Regions from separate parts of the Homo sapiens genome. Here region 1 is linked to region 2. A link is an interaction called in ENCODE POLR2A ChIA-PET data of the cell type or tissue named here. Cell type or tissue: GM12878. All regions are shown on one strand.

Region 1 (5,000 bases), 81 kb before region 2:
TGGTTGAAGTAAAATAACTTGTAGGAAGTTTTTGATAATACCAAAACTTGATAGGCAGCTTCAATTTTTTTTCTTTATTTTCAGTAATCTATGCCAGCAATTATGACAATGTTAGCAGACCATGCAGCTCGTCAGCTGCTTGATTTCAGCCAAAAACTGGATATCAACTTATTAGATAATGTGGTGAATTGCTTATACCATGGAGAAGGAGCCCAGGTAAAGTAGCCAACCAAAACTTTATAACATTATGACAGTGTAACAGAGTTGTTGGGTTTAGAATAAAATTTTAAATTATCACCTTTAAAAAAGATATTCCATAGTTTGCATTAATTTGGAATTCTGTATTAACCATAATGAAAATTGGTTTGGAGAAAGAAATTGCATGTTTGACATGGTTAGAGTGGGTTGTTTTGGAATATTATACTTGTTTTGTCCTTAAGAGCCAAATGTTATTAAATACTTTGTAGGTATTAAAGGTTCTCTGTACTTTTATATATACTTAATATGTTTGGCACTAATACGATTCTTCTACTTTTAAAACATTTACAGAAGTACTTCACAGATATGTTTGTTTAAATAAAAACAGGAATACCAAGTATTTTTATGTTAGTTGAATTTTGTGCACTTTTCAAAGTGGTACTGTTAATGTAGGGAATTATCTTAAACATAAACCAAATTTTGATCAGTTTAAGATTTTTGGTTTTTTTGAACCCAACTAAAAGGTGAAACAGAAATGTGTGTACAATTTTAAATTGTATATGTCACAAGAAAAAAAACTTGATTTTTTACCTGTGGGGCCAAACTTTTTTTTGAGACAGTCTCGCTCTGTGGTCCAGGCAGGAGTGCAGTGGCGCTATCTCAGCTCACTGCAACCCCTGCCTCCTGGGTTCAAGCGATTGTCTTGCCTCAGCCTCCCTGGTAGCTGGGATTACAGGCACACGCCACCATGCCTGGCTAATTTTTGTATTTTTAGTAGAGATGGGGTTTCACCGTGTTGGCCAGGCTGGTCTTGGAACTCCTGACCTCAGGTGATCCACCTGACTCGGCCTCCCAAAGTGCTGGGATTACAGGCATGAGCCACCGCGTGCTGGCCCAAACATGTTTTTGAATGAGTAAAAAGTTTTGCAGTTGGGTCAGAAATCTTTTTTTTTTTTCAGATGGAGTCTTGCTCTGTCACCAGGCCTGAGTGCAGTGGCACAGTCTCGGCTCACTGCAACCTCTGCCTCCCAGGTTTTCAAGCAATTCACCTGCCTTAGCCTCCCGAGTAGCTGGGACTACAGACGCGCCACCATGCCCAGCTAATTTTTTGTATTTTAGTAGAGATGGGTTTCATCATATTGGCCAGGATGGTCTCCATCTCCTGACCTCGTGATCCGCCTGCCTTGGCCTCCCAAAGTGTGGAGATGACAGGCATGAGCCACCGCGCCTGGCCAGAAATCTTTTATGGTAGTTTTGTTGCCAGAACAGTAGATTTCTGGTTAGATAAATGTTCAGCTAGTAGATGGGAGGTTACTTATATTGTCAAGATATTTATATTTGCATAATTAAGAAACTGAGTGCCGGCCGGGCGCGGTGGCTCACGCCTGTAATCCCAGCACTTTGAGAGGCCGACGCCGGCGGATGACGAGGTCAGGAGATCGAGACCATCCTGGCTAACACGGTGAAACCCCGTCTCTACTAAAAACACAAAAAATTAGCCAGGCGTGGTGGCGGGCGCCTGTAGTCCCAGCTACTCGGGAGGCTGAGGCAGGAGAATGGCGTGAACCCGGGAGGCGGAGCTTGCAGTGAGCCGAGGTTGCGCCACTGCACTCCAGCCTGGGCAACGGCATGAGACTTCGTCTCAAAAATAAAAATAAATAAATAAAATAAAATAAAAAAACCTAAACCTGAGTGCCATTACACTTTCTGAAAATATATAAGGTGGATACAGTACTATCTTTTATAGTAGTCCAAAAAGCATCATGTATAAATGTTTCCATTCCCTTATGAAATGCAACAGTACTGCTTTTACTATAGTAGAAACTTGAAAAAGGTCCATGGAAACGCTAAAAGTAGAAAAAATTACTCTTGCAGTGATTCTGTAAGCTTGTTAGCCCAGGTTTATACTTTTAGGGCGTTTTGATCAGTATATTATCTCCTAAAGCATTCTTGAAAAAATTAACCATCCGTATTTATTATCCCTGTCATTTAGTTGTTACTCATGCTATACATTCAACATGAAGCTTTAAGCTTCATTTCTTCTAGCATGGATGCATAGAAAGCAGCTGCTTTTGGAGGAAGCTATGAAAGTAAGGTTGGGTTCAACTCTGAATGTAATATTGGAAGCACAGGTCTGTAGCCATTGGGAAAAAGGGCATTTAATTTTTTCCGCATAGATTCAGCTACTAATACTGTTTAATCTTCACACTAAACTAGTTCACTACATCTAAAGGTATGATAAATAAACCAACATAGAGCAGTGTTCTTCATGGCTTGTAACAGAATTAGTGGCAATTTTTGTAATTGAGAATATATTACAGCAATACTGCTTTTAATAATGTTTCATAGTATTAAGAAATTTAATGGTTTGTTTTAAAATTGACTTGTTAATAAAAAGTAGATTAAGAAAAGTGTTTCTAAATTTTTTTGTTTGTAAGGACAATAGGTTAACTTTCCCAAAGTAAAAGGATTTTGTCTGCAGTAGTTAATAGATCATGTGACAAAATCAGTTGCGTAGAAATAACTAGCAAACTTATTTTGTATTATAAATGAAGAAACAAGATTTAGAGCTTAAAGCTGGTTAAGGAGTCCTTTTGGTCTCTAAAAGTCCTATGTCGTTAGTTCAGTCTACTTTTCGTTTACCACCTCCTTGGGGGTCTTATTTCAAAGGAAAAGGAGTAGTAGTAGCAGCGAGCTGCTATAGTGGAAAACATGATTTTTAGTGTTAGACGTCTTAATTTGATTCTTGGAAGCTCTCTCTAGTCATTGCTTAAGTCCCATGTACAAATATGACCTGTCCTACAAGAGATTGGAGGGTTAGTTATGAGGTTTAAAAGCACCTATTACAGTGCTTGATAGGTAGAAGGCACTCAGCTTAAAGGGTACATTTAGCAGTATAATGAAAATGATTTAGCATATGTGATACTCATTGCTTAAAATTAAAAAAATTTTTTTTTTGCTACTCATAAAATATGCACTAATGACAAGAAAAATTTATTATGCTAATTAAGCTTTTAAAGTCAACTGGGAAAAAAAGCTGTAGGTAGGTTTTTTTTTTTTTAAAGGAATGTGTAACTTGGGGGAGGGGAAGAAATTATTTACAAGGGTGACTTTTAATCTGTAGACAGAACTTCTGCATACATGGTTAGTATAGTAGGATATTTAGCAGTGTAACATTAGGACTACCCTCTACCCTCTGTTATCAGCATTTTTCTATTTTTAGCCAAGTAGACAGCTAGAAAAAAGATGCGGGAAGAGTTGGATGTTTTCTCCAATATTGTGTTCTGTTAAAGATCTTGAACTCTATTGCTTAGCAACTAAAATGCTTTCACCATTCAGTTAGTAGTACAAGGGAGATGCTAGGTTTTCTCTCTTTAGTTTGCTTTTGTGTCTTTTTTTTTTAAACCCCTGCTGGGGTTTTAAGTTTATAAAGAACATTATGTAAGAATGGTGGGATTAGAATAAATCAGAATGCAAATACTAGAAGTAGCATCAGAGAGTAAAATTACAACTAACAGGAAAGAATATTATTTATGTAGCGATTGATGTGAGTGGTGATAGTGTGGGAAGTATTTGATTCTGTGTAGAATGCTTATCACTTCAAAGCATCTGACAAAATGGTAACTTGACCAAGTAACTTTTACTGTGTGAGGATCTTTGATACAACTTTTCCTCTAGTTAGATAAGGTTATCTAGCTAGATATTCTCAGGGAGAAGACCAAAACACTGCTAAAATGTGCTTTGGCCCTAGATAAGCCACATCATTATTCTTTCGGCCTTCTGTCATTTCTCATATGACACATTATGCCCATCAGTCCTTTAATGAAATCAAATAGAAATGTGTATGATTGTATTTTAAAGTATACACATTAACTCTTGTAACCACAGACTCACAATGGAAGCAGGCGTCTGATCTTTTCAGGCAACCACAGTGGTTCTGGTGGGTTTCTGGGTAGAGAACAACCATATAAGTTATTGAGTGTGTAGCAGTGTGTTTTCCTGATTGATGTATGGGATAGTCATGAATGTGGTATTGTATTTCCTACCTGAGGAAAAGGTCATGATTAAAATAAAGCATCAAAGCCAGGATAAGCATATAATTTCTTTCTTTTTTTTTTTTTTTGTAATGAGACAGAGTCTCACTCTGTAGCCCAGGCTGGAGTGCAGTGGTGTGATCTCAAATCACTGCAACCTCCGCCTTCCGGGTCCTGGTTCAAGCAATTCTCCTGCCTCAGCCTCCTGAGTAACTGGGATTACAAGTACGCCCCACCATGCCCAGCTAATTTTTGAATTTTTAGTAGAGACGGGGTTTCACCATGTTGGCCAGGCTGGTCTTGAACTTCTGACCTCGTGATCCACCCACCTTGGCCACCCAAAGTGTTGGGATTACAGGCGTGAGCCACGGTGCCCACCCGAGCATACGATTGTTTTAAAAAAGACTAGAATAAAAGCCAAGCTAAAGATTATAAGGTATCTTTGTCAGAAATGGTTGTGAGAGTGCTTCCTACCCTGTTTTTGATGCTTTATTGTTTATAACCATAGAATTAAACCCATGATAAAGTAAAGTATAAGAGAAAGATAACTGACAGATTTTAAAGTCATCAAACTTTTTTCTTGCTCTGTCACACAGGCTGGAGCACAATGGCTTGATCACAGCTCACTGCAGCCTTGACTTCCCAGGCTCAATCTTCCCACCTCAGCCTCCTGAGTAGCTGGGACCATAAGTGCGTGTCCCACCACACCTGGCTCATTATTAATTTTTCTTTGTTGCCCAGGCTGGTCTTGAACTCCTGGGATTACAG
Region 2 (5,000 bases):
CCAGCACTTTGGCGGGAGGCTGAGGCGGGTGGATCACCACCTGAGGTCAGGAGACCAGCCTGACCAACATGGTGAAACCCTGTCTCTACCCAAAATACAAAAATTAGTAGGGTGTGGTGATGCATGCCTATAATCCCAGCCACTTGGGAGGCTGAGGCACGAGAATCTCTTGAACCCCGGAGGTCGAGGTTGCAATGAGCTGAGATCGCGCCACTACACTCTAGCCTGGGTGACAGAGTGAGACTCTGTCTCAAAAAAAAAAAAAAAAAAAAAAAAGTGCCGGGAATTATAGGCACGAGCCACTTCACTTGGCATGGTTCTTGAGTTTTAATGGCAAGTAGTCTTTTGTTATTTAGAAAGGTCATTCCCACTCAAGATTAGATACTCAATTAAGTCTTTTTCTTTCTTTTTTTTTTTTTTTGAGACGGAGTCTCGCTCTGTCGCCCAGGCTGGAGTGCAGTGGCATGATCTCGGCTCACTGCAAGCTCCGCCTCCTGGGTTCACACCATTCTCCTGCCTCAGCCTCCCGAGTAGCTGGGACTACAGGCGCCCGCCACCACGCCCGGCTAATTTTTTGTATTTTTAGTAGAGACGGGTTTCACCGTGTTAGCCAGGATGGTCTCGATCTCCTGACCTCGTGATCCGCCCGCCTCAGCCTCCCAAAGTGCTGGGATTCCAGGCGTGAGCCACTGCGCCCGGCTTTCAATTAAGTCTTTTTCTAGCTTTTATGGATTTGTTAAATTTAATTTTTTATTCATCTGGAATTTATTTTGGTATCAAGTATGAAGTAGGATCTAACATTAATTTTTCTGAACAATGACTTAGTGATTTTAGCAAATTTGAATTTCTCTCTTTTCCATTGATTTGAAATGCCAGGTCTGTCTGGTTTTTTGTTTTTTTGTTTTTTTTTTTGAGGCGGGGTTTCGCTCTTGTTGCCCAGGTTGGAGTGCAATGGCATGATCTTGGCTCACCACAACCTCCGTCTCCCAGGTTGAAACGATTCTCCTGCCTCAACCTTCCGAGTAGCTGGGATTGCAGGCATGTGCCACCATGCCCGGTTAAGTTTGCATTTTTAGTAGAGACGGGGTTTCTCTCTTGGTCAGGCTGGTCGTGAGCTGCCAACCTCAGATGATCCGCCCACCTTGGCCTCCCGAAGTGCTGGGATTACAGGCGTGAGCCACCGCACCCAGCACCATGTCTGTCTTGTACAGAATTTATGAGTATATTCTTGGAGGCCTATTTTTAAGCTGTTTATTATTTCATCATCTAGTTTTAATTTAGTCACTTTATAATTTATCTTTGTGCCTGGTGCCGTTAAACCAAATAGGTTGTGAAAAGTTATTCATTTCTTTTTTTTTTTTTTTTTTTTTTTTTGAGATGAAGCCTCACACTGTCACCTGGGCTGGAGTGCAGTGGCATGATCTCGGCTCACTGCAACTTCCACCTCTCGGGTTCAAGTGATTCTCCTGTCTCAGCGTCCCGAGTAGCTGGAATTATAGGCGCCTACCACCATGCCCAGCCAATTTTTTTTACATTTTTAGTAGAGATGGGGTTTCACCATGTTGACCAGGCTGGTCTTGAACTCTTGACCTCGTGATCCGCCTGCCTTGGCCTCCCAAAGTGCTGGGATTACAGGTGTGAGCCACCGTGCCTGGCCAAGTTACTCATTTGTTAAGATGAAACTTTAGAATCCTTTTTTTTTTTTTTTGCATCTCCTCCGTTTCTATTGGAATTTTTATTGAAATTGGATTATGTTTATAAGTGGGGTAAGAGTTGACATCTTACGGTGTCTTTCCCGAAAGGAAATAATGTATCTTCCCATTTTTACATAATTTTTGTTTCTTTTTGACGTTTTATATTTTTCCCCTTTATGTAGGTTCTGCGTATTTCTTTTTACATGTACTCCTGGATATTTTTGTTTGTTGTTCCCAATTAAAATGGTATATTTGCACATCTTTATCATTTATTTTACTTTATTATTTATTTGGTATTTTTAGTAGAGACAGGATTTCACCATGTTGGCCGGGCTGGTCTCAAACTCCTGCCCTCAAGTGATCTCCCTACCTCAGCCTCCCATACTTTATAATTTTTTTAACAGCTATAGTGAACTATTGGGTTGGTGCGAAAATAATTGGGGTTTTGCCACTTGTAAACCACAATTACTTTTGTACCAATCTAATAAATTCACATACCTTACTGGCACCCGACTGATTCAGAGTTGTGCAACCATCACCACAAACAAGTCTAGAACACTTTATCACCTCAATAGGATTCCCCTACCTTTTAGCAATCAGTCACCCTAAGCTACTTCCCATTTCAGTAGCACGAAGCAACAACCAATATGCATTCTTAATATATTTGCCTATTCTGAACCTTTCGTGTATATGGAATACTAATATTTGTTTTTTTTGTGACTGCCTACTTTCACTTAGCATAATGCTTTCCAGTTTTGTCCATGTTGTAGCATATGCCAGTACTTCAGTCCTTTTTTTTTGTTTAAGACTTTTTGTATTTTTATTTTTATTTTTTGAGACAGAGTCTTGGTTTGTTGCCCAGGCTGGAGTGCAGTGGCATGAACTTTGTTCACTGCAGGCTCTGCCTCCTGGGTTCAAGTGATTCTCCAGCCTCAGCCTCCCGAGTAGCTGGGACTACAGGCGTGCGCCACCATGCCCAGCTTATTTTTGTATTTTTAGTAGAGACGGGGTTTCACCATATTGGCCAGGCTGGTCTCGCACTCCTGACTTCGTGATCCACCCACCTCAGCCTCCCAAAGTGCTGGGATTACAGGCGTGAGCCACCGCGCCGGCTGATACAACTTCATTCTTTTGCATGAGGCTGTTCAGTTGTCCAAGCTTCATTTTTAGAAAAATCTATTCTTTCTGTTGCATGGTCTTGGCATCCTTGTTTGAAAGTCATTTGCCTGTACATATATAGGGTTTTTTTCTGTACTCTGTATTCTGTTTCATTGATCTGTATGTCTATCCTTACGCCAGTACTACACTGTCTTGATTGCTGTGGCTTTGTAATAAGATTGGAAGTCAGAAAGTGTAAATCTTTGTTTTTTTTTTGTTTTTGTTTTTTTTTTCAAAATTATGTTGGCTCTTCAGGGTCCCTTGAGTTTCCTTCTGAGTTTTAGGATCAACTTGAAAACTTCTACAAAGATGCCAGCTGGAATTCTGGTAGAGATTGTAGTGAATCTGTGTATCAAGTTGAGGATTATTACTATCTTAACAATATTAAGTCTCCTGATCCATGAACATGGGATATCTTTCTATTTATTTAGGTTGTCTATAATGCTTTAAACAATATTTTGTAGTTTCCTACTTTTTTTTTTTTTTTTAAGAGGGAGTCTCACTGTCATCCAGGCTGCAGTACAGTGGCATGACTTCTGCCTTCCAGGTTCGAGCGCTCCTCTTGTCCCTCCTGTCCCTCCCGTCCCTCCATTCCCTCCTTCCTGTTGCCCAGGCTGGAGTGCAGTGGCACGATCTTGGCTCACCGCAACATCCACCTCCCAGGTTCAAGCAGTTCTCCTGCCTCAGCCTCCAGAGTAGCTGGGATGATTACAGGCATGCGCCACCACACCTTGCTAATTTTTATATTTTTAGTAGAGACAGGTTTTTCCATGTTGGCCAGGCTGGTCTCGAACTCCCAACCTCAGGTGATCCACCTGCCTTGGCCTCCCAGAGTGCTGAGATTACAGGCATGAGCCACTGTATCCGGCCTCTGGCCTGCACTTTTTGTTATTCAATACATTTTGGGCAAAGAATAAGAATCTTATTCTTTCTGATGCTATTGTAAAATTGTTTTTCTAGATTTTACATCTGAATTGTTCATTGCTAATATATAGAAATATGGTTGATTTGGTACCTTGATCTTGTATCCTGCAACCTTGAACTCATTTGTAAATTGTTTAGTGGATCCCTTAGGACTTTTTTATGTATGTCATCTATGGATGGAAACAGTTTCTTTATTCTTTCCATTTGGGATGACTTTTACTTCATATACTCATTATTAAAAATATATCTTCATTTGGCTTGATCAGTGGTTATCAAAGTATGATCTGTCAACCATGGAGGTCCCAGAGAGCCTGTCAAAGAGTTGTCAAGATAAGATATTCTTTGCATTTTTTTTCCCCGTCCTTGAGACAGGGCCTCACTCACTCTGTTTCCTGGGCCAGAGTGTGGTGCTATTATCAGCTTACTACAGACTTGAACCCCTCAGCTAAGGTGATCCTCCTGGGACTGCAGGCATGTGCCACCACACCAGGCTAAATTTTTTTATTTTTGTAGAGACAGATCTCACTGTGTTGCCCAGTCTGGTCTTGAACTCCTGGCCTGAAGCAGTCCTCCTGCCTTGGCCGCCCAAAGTACTGGGATTATAGACATGGGCATTCATGCCTGGCCAGTTTGTGTTTTTCATTGTGTTGACATTTTCATTGATAGTGCAAAAGTGTCATGGATAAAACTACTGGCCACTTTGTATGAAGAAAGACAGTGGCATTAAGTAGATGTTGTATTCCTTACTCCCAAACATTTGTTATTTAAAATAAATTTTGACTTGATGTTCAATTTTATTAAATTTCACAGATCCTTGGCTCTTGCCTGTAATCCCAGTATTTTGGGAGGCCAAGGCAGGTGGATCACCTGAGGTCAGGAGTTCAAGAACAGCCTGGCCAACATGGTGAAACCTTGTCTCTACTAAAAATACAAAAATTAGTTTGGTGTGGTGGCGCGCACCTGCAATCCCAACTACTTGGGAGGCTGAGGCAGGAGAATGGCTTGATCCCAGTAGGCGGAGGTTGCAGCAAGCCGAGATTGCACCACTGCACTCCAGCCTAGGCGACAGAGTGAGACTGTCTCAAATAAATAAATAAATAAAAGAAAAAACCCAAAACTAAAAAAACCAATTTCACAGATCTTGTATTCATGTCTTTTTATATTCTGTGATGAAATGAGTTCATATAAAGCATTTCTTCTCTCCTTAGTGCAGTAAGATGGTTA

What was found. Peaks named below come from ENCODE experiments on the same cell type or tissue, not always from the same donor. Only the 100,000 strongest peaks of a DNase experiment are listed, where the experiment ranks them.
Region 1: POLR2A ChIA-PET joins it to region 2 with 6 read pairs; 18 of 35 experiments call an interaction of 5 or more read pairs at or near these places.

The regions. Positions count from the first base shown.
Region 1 is chr2:61,528,988-61,533,987 of GRCh38, reverse strand. It overlaps XPO1 (exportin 1), which reads left to right. Exons shown (of 25, transcript NM_003400.4): 2 at 85-216. The coding sequence starts at 91. Among named protein-coding and RNA genes, the nearest start is that of XPO1, 6.9 kb to the left of the region's middle. In GM12878, no CTCF peak of the experiment used is centred here; no DNase peak of the experiment used is centred here; H3K4me3 peaks cover 2,337 bases.
Region 2 is chr2:61,447,595-61,452,594 of GRCh38, reverse strand. All of the region lies in intron 1 of USP34 (ubiquitin specific peptidase 34), which reads left to right. Among named protein-coding and RNA genes, the nearest start is that of USP34, 21 kb to the left of the region's middle. RefSeq lists a silencer at 2,219-2,318. In GM12878, no CTCF peak of the experiment used is centred here; a DNase peak (open chromatin) is centred at 2,200.